Linked DNA regions of Homo sapiens: region 1 is linked to region 2. A link is a loop called in an ENCODE intact Hi-C map of the cell type or tissue named here. Cell type or tissue: CD14-positive monocyte. All regions are shown on one strand. Links, peaks and the distances in the headings refer to the core of each region. The heading gives the core; the rest is flanking DNA. Region 1 overlaps ATP13A3 (ATPase 13A3). Region 2 has its middle 10 kb from the start of TMEM44-AS1.

What was found. Hi-C counts contacts between places; a loop is a spot of excess contacts. Peaks named below come from ENCODE experiments on the same cell type or tissue, not always from the same donor. Only the 100,000 strongest peaks of a DNase experiment are listed, where the experiment ranks them.
Region 1: it touches region 2 in a loop (3-fold over the local background); 88 of 110 quality-filtered maps call a loop at or near these places.

What each region holds. Positions count from the first base shown.
Region 1 is chr3:194,475,950-194,478,859 of GRCh38, reverse strand. All of the region lies in intron 2 of ATP13A3 (ATPase 13A3), which reads left to right. Among named protein-coding and RNA genes, the nearest start is that of ATP13A3, 9.6 kb to the left of the region's middle. In CD14-positive monocyte, for the core only: no CTCF peak of the experiment used is centred there; no DNase peak of the experiment used is centred there; H3K27ac peaks cover 222 bases.
Region 2 is chr3:194,572,842-194,575,751 of GRCh38, reverse strand. No RefSeq gene overlaps it. Among named protein-coding and RNA genes, the nearest start is that of TMEM44-AS1, 10 kb to the left of the region's middle. RefSeq lists enhancers at 1,903-2,072, 2,389-2,910. In CD14-positive monocyte, for the core only: a CTCF peak has its summit at 1,766; DNase peaks (open chromatin) are centred at 431, 1,791 and 2,341; H3K27ac peaks cover 568 bases; H3K27me3 peaks cover 553 bases.

The DNA of each region.
Region 1 (2,910 bases), core at 95-2,594, 97 kb after region 2:
ACATCGATGAATGAGTTCTTCTCTCTTACACATACACAGTCCAGCAGGTAAACACTGTGCTGTTGCATTGCACAAGTCCAGAGGATACCATTCACGTTGTATTCTTCAGGAATATGGCTCCTTGGCCTGGCCTAGGATCTCTTTCAGGTGACAAAAGTTCAGAATCTCCATCACCTACAAGATAATCTGTATTGTTTATCATGTCTAACAAGACCCTTCCTTATAATCTGATCCTGTCCTATCCTTCTAAACCTCCATTTGTAATTATTCCTCAAAGGCTATCACCCCGTGCACCAGTCAGTTTAAATAACTTGTTTTCCTGGCATTTTTTAGGATCTCTCACTATAGTACCTCTGCATGTGGCAGTTCCCCTGCTTGGGTTTCATCTCTCTATTTTCTCCCTAACATTTTTCCTCTTACTGCTTGTTTGCTTGATCAAGTTTACATCCTTCTGGTCTTAGATCAAGAGATAGTTCTTTTTTGAAGTCTTTTCTGTTCTTGGTTCTCTCTTTCTCCCTGGTGCCATTGGTCACCATTTTGTTTGATATTTGTTTGCTTACTTATTTGTCTAGCCTACTAGATGTGGTTCCTTAAGGTTAGAAATTTAATCTTGTAACCTCCAGCATTTAGACCACTAGTTGGCACATGGTAGGCAATACCATTCTAACAAATGAGTTTTTATGAAATCAAATTGGCAATAAACCAGAATGATTATTGCTAGAATGCTAATTTAATATTTACAGATTTATCTGAAAAATTAGGATACTTGACAACATCTTGGTTTTCTGATTTAATTTACCTTTTTCTAGTCAAGCAGTAGTTTGGGGTTAGATTTCAGGGAACTGCTTGGCTAGAGTGAAGACACTGTTTTAAGTTCATTGGTGAACATGTTGGTGAGAACTTTCTGTCTGCTGAAGAATTAACCATAAGTGGTCTCAAACTAAAACAAAGACACAGAGGTATTCAACCCAAGAAGAATGGATGATCTGTAGGATGGTAGTGTCTGCCCCAGCTCTGTCTCTACCTGTAGCACTCACTGCAGCTAATCTGTAGGAGTGGATGAAGTGAGGTGGAAACACTTCTGGGGGGCCCAGTCAGGAAGAGACTCCTAGATGCTTCTGGGCCAGTCTTTCTGTGCGATAGAGTGTCCACTCCCCATATCCTCTCCATACTTCTTTTAAAATTTTGTTTCTTAGTGATTCATCTTAGGTTAACAGCTATGAGAAGCTGTCACTAATTTATGTGTTAACTTCTGAACAGAAGGATCCTGATTAAGAGGAAGAGGAAGGGTTGATCTGAAGAACATAGTGCTGTGGTGGAGGTTGTGTAGAGTTCCATGAGGTCACTAAGGGACCTGGGAACACAGGATATTGGGAGAGCTGGGAAAGGGGAATAGGGATGAGATGCGGGAGCATGCCAAAGACAAAATTACTTTGTTGTCAAATTTTGCCCACAAAAAGAAGAGGGATTCCACCCCTCCTTCACCCAGTCTTGCCCTGTCTCCTTTATTCAGCTGCACTGCTGGATGCTTGCCTGGTTCCCAGCCTTTAAGGTTTTTAGTCTATAAGTTCAACGTTGTTGGAAAAGTGCTCTGATACCTGCAGAGGTGGGAGAAAGGTGGGGGCAGTCCTCTGCTAGGAGATGGAAGGGACAATCAAAGCTTAGTAGCTTGAGCTGGTCCTGGAAGAGCAAGTAGGAGCTCTTTAGCCAGACTAAGAGAAGGGCATTCTTGGCAGAAGGAATATTCTATATAAAGAAGTGGAGTCAGGGAACAGTAGGGCTCTTTGAAGAACTACAGATTGTGTTCTAAATGAATGACATGTAAGGTTTGTAAGGGGCGAGTGATAACCACTGATGAATGGCAGATGGTGTTGACAACTAGGCGGGGCCAGAGTCTGTAGGATCTTACATGTCTTGCAATCAGTTTTGACTTTGACCTTGGAACCCAGTTGAGGCTCCCTTCCGCCCCAGTTCCTCATGGCAGGGAAATACATCATGTTGTGCGTTGTAAGACTTCAAAACTTTGCTAGTGAGAGGCCTGCTTAATATTATTTAATCTAGTTCAATTTAATTGTTTTGAAAAAAAAAAAAAACAACAACTTACTTTGAAGGTACTCTTTTACCAGTTTGGGAATTGCTACTACAGACAACGGGAAGCTACTGAAGTTTTATGTAGAGAGGGAAATGGTCATATCTGGCTGCATACAGACTTGAATGAGGGAGACGAGGGCTCAGGACCTGAATCAAGGCAAAGCTGATGGAGATAGGCATGGTGAGGTGGATTTGAGAAGGGTAGTCAAAAGATGAGTGGCCGGTTGGATGTAGGTGTGAGATAGGAAGAGTTCGAAGGTGACTTCTAAATTCCTGGCTTGGCTTTTTAGGCAACTCATACTCATTAAAGGAGTAGGGGGAATTGGTGGTGGCTGGGTGGTGGGGCAGATTTTTTGGAAGAAAGAGAAAATGAACCTATTGAGTGTTAGCTGTCTGCAAACATGTAGTTGAATCTGTGGGTCTGAAGCACATGAGAGATTAGTGCTGAAAATGTGAATTGGTAGTTGCCATCGCGATGGTCCAGTAGTGCCACCCCTGATGAGATTGTTACAAAGAGAAGAGCCTGAGGAATATTAATAGGAAAATTAAGAAGCGGGCAGAGGAAATGGAGGCTTGGTAACCTGGCTACCTGCCCAGCAACCCAGGCTAGTGTAATGTGAACTGCAGCTCAGCAGAGTTGTAAGAGGTAAAATGGGCATTTGTGGGCTATCTTAGGAATCTAGACACTATTTTCCTTATGGAGAAATGCATTTCAAGTACATGTGGAGTAAGAATTGGTTTTTAAATGAATTTTGTTCCTTGAAAGATGGTGCTGCCTACGTGTCATTCCTTAAATTTGTTGGTAAGGCTTTTTGATGT
Region 2 (2,910 bases), core at 293-2,792:
AGTGAAAGAGACTTGACCTAACCAACTCCATCTTGCTTCTAACCTCCAAGCTGTCCTTGTTCATTCCTGGGCGAAGGTGAACTAACTTTGGGAGAAACTTAGTTTCTACTTTAAAGCAAAGACGACAGCTGCTCTTTCCCAAAACAAACCTCCTTCTTGCCTGGGGTCTAGACTGTCTTTGTAGGACAAACGAATTAGCCAAGAGATTAGAAATGATGGTTTAGGAGCCATGCAGCTGGAGGCTACAAGATTCTGACCCTCCCTACACTGCTCCTAAGATCAGCGCTTGGGATATTTTGCAGACTCCACACTTGATGGATCAGCTGGCACCACCCAGATGGATAAACTGGCTCATCTGATCTTGTGGCCCCGACCCAGGAACTGACTCAGCGCAAGAAGACAGCTGACTCCCTGTGATATCATCCCTGATCAATCAGCACTCCCGGCTCACTGGCTCTCCACACCCACCAAGCTGTCCTTAAAAACTCTGCTCCCCGAATGCTCGGGGAGACTGATTTGAGTAATAATACAGCTTCGGTCTCCCACACGGCCGGCTCTGCATGGATTACTCTTTCTCTACTGCAGTTCCCCTGTCTTGATAAATAGGCTGTGTCTAGGCAGCGGGCAAGGTGAAACAGTGCTGACTGCTCACTGGGGCCATGCATATGACCGTGAGATAACGCAGTGATTTTCAACCCCAGTTGTGCACCAGAATCACCTGTGGTTTGTTTTTGGTTTTGATTTAATTCAGATTTCCTGGCCCCACTCTTCATGTATTCTGATTAAATGGATCTGGGATGAGGCCCCTATAATTGGTATGATTTGCTTTCACAAATTTAGAGGGAGAAAGAATGTCCTATAATCTTTGTTTTTCCAGTTCTGCACTCAAGAGGGCAAACGTTGTATTGCAGGATGCCCAGAATCCCCTGTTGAAGCTTCCACCTACCCTGAGTTTTCTGAGAACCCTAAAGGCTTATTGAGTTCTAAAAAGTGAAGGAGCTGGTTGGGCACAGTGACTCACACCTGTAATCCCGGCACTTTGGGAGGCTGAGCAGGGTGGATCACCTGAGGTCAGGAGTTCATGACCAGCCTGGACAACACGGTGACCCCCATCTCTACTAAAAATACAAAATTTAGCTGGGCGTGGTGGCAGGCACCTGTAATCCCAGCTACTCGAGAGGCTGAGGCAGGAGAATCCCTTGAACCTGGGAGGTGGAGGTTGTAGTGAGCCGAGATCGTGCCACTGCACTCCAGCCTAGGCGACAGAGCGAGACTCTGTCTCCAAAAAAAAAAAAAAACAAAGGAGCTGCCGTGGAATTAGTCTGGCTTCCACTCCCAGAGGGGAGAGAATGGATGGTAAGCAGTTGCCTATTTTTCTTTCCTGCGCCTCACTTTCCTTATCTGTGAAATGAGAAGAAAAGTATGCCCCACCTCAGAAGATTGCGGTGAAGGCTGAAAGAGCACAGAGGCTGTGACAGCACATAGTAAGTGCTCAATAAATGAAGGCTATTGCCATGAAGGCAGCAAGGCCTCCTGGGTAGGGGTGTGGGCTCCAGAGCCAGACTGCCTGGGTTCACAGACTGGCAGCCACTCTAATTGTGTAGCCTTCATGCCTCCATTTCCTTCTCTCTACAGTGGGGGTGATAATGACTTCCTCACAGAACTGTTATCGGGTGAATTAATAAGTGTAAGGCACATTGATCAATGCTGGGCAAACAACACCAAATCATTATTAGCAGTTACGGTTACCTCTGCTGTGACCGCTCACTGCCTCATGGTGTCACTGTCAGTCACTGGTCCTGCCCCATCCTTAGCTTGTACCCTCCAGCTGCTCCTAGCAGCCTCGCAGGGCAGCTGTGCCTCTTCAAGAAGAGACCACCTTCCCCTCCCTCTTGCTAATCCTGGCCAAGGAATCCCTACTTGGACTCCTAAGTTCACCTATACAGCCTCCTCGTGGGACACCAGCTGGCTGTGGGATGCTGTGTCAGACCCCGTTCCAGCCTCACCAGCACAGGGAGCCAGGACCTCCACGCTCTTGCCCGCTCTTCCCCAGAGATCCACCCCAGGGTCTGCAGCATTTGTTTGGCCGCCTTGGAGCCTAAGCGTCTGAGAGCACCCCTTTCTCCAACACTGAAGCGATTCTTCTAAAGGAAATTACCACAGTAAGTCCTGGGATCCCCAGTCCCCACTCTGTTCAGATGGCTGCCCTCTGTGCCTCCAGGTGACTTAGTTGGGAGATTTCCTTACCAGGTGTCAACATTACACTTCCGGTGGTACCACTGCCTGGGATTCCAAGGCCATTTTTTGCTTCTTAGAGAAGCGGGGTGGGGAAAGCCCGTATGTCTCATCTCTGCTGGGAACCATATTATGTGTAACTTTAAAAAACCCCAGGCATGATTCCAACATGCAGCCAAGGAAGAGAATCACTGAGGTAGGAAGACTGAGACCTAATGGTTATTAAAACCCCTGCACAAGTGGGAGGCTGTCCGTTGATTCCCTTGAGGCTGCCTTCCCTGGGAACATTTCGATTCTAGAACGCAGGCTCTGAGTCGGTGGTTAGAGATCAGCCGACTCAATGATTCTCCAGTTCAGTGGGCAGCAGAATCGCGGGAGTGGTCTGCTTCTTATACAGCTTCTCAGGTCTCAGCTCCTGATCGGCGACGCTGATTCAGTGGGATGGAGGTGGAGGAGTGGGAGGGATCCCAGATCGCAGTGAGATGCATGGTGAGGAACCCTGGGCGGGGAGGGTGTGGGCAAGGTGGGCGAAGGGCTGCCTGCACATCATGCCTAGGCAGGGAGTTATAAGAAGCAAGGGCAGCATCTCAGAGGGGCTCAGATGTGAGGGAATTGTCATCAGAAGCTGGAAAAAAACAAAATTGTCAAAGTTAATTGCCAAATCTCTCTCCAAAT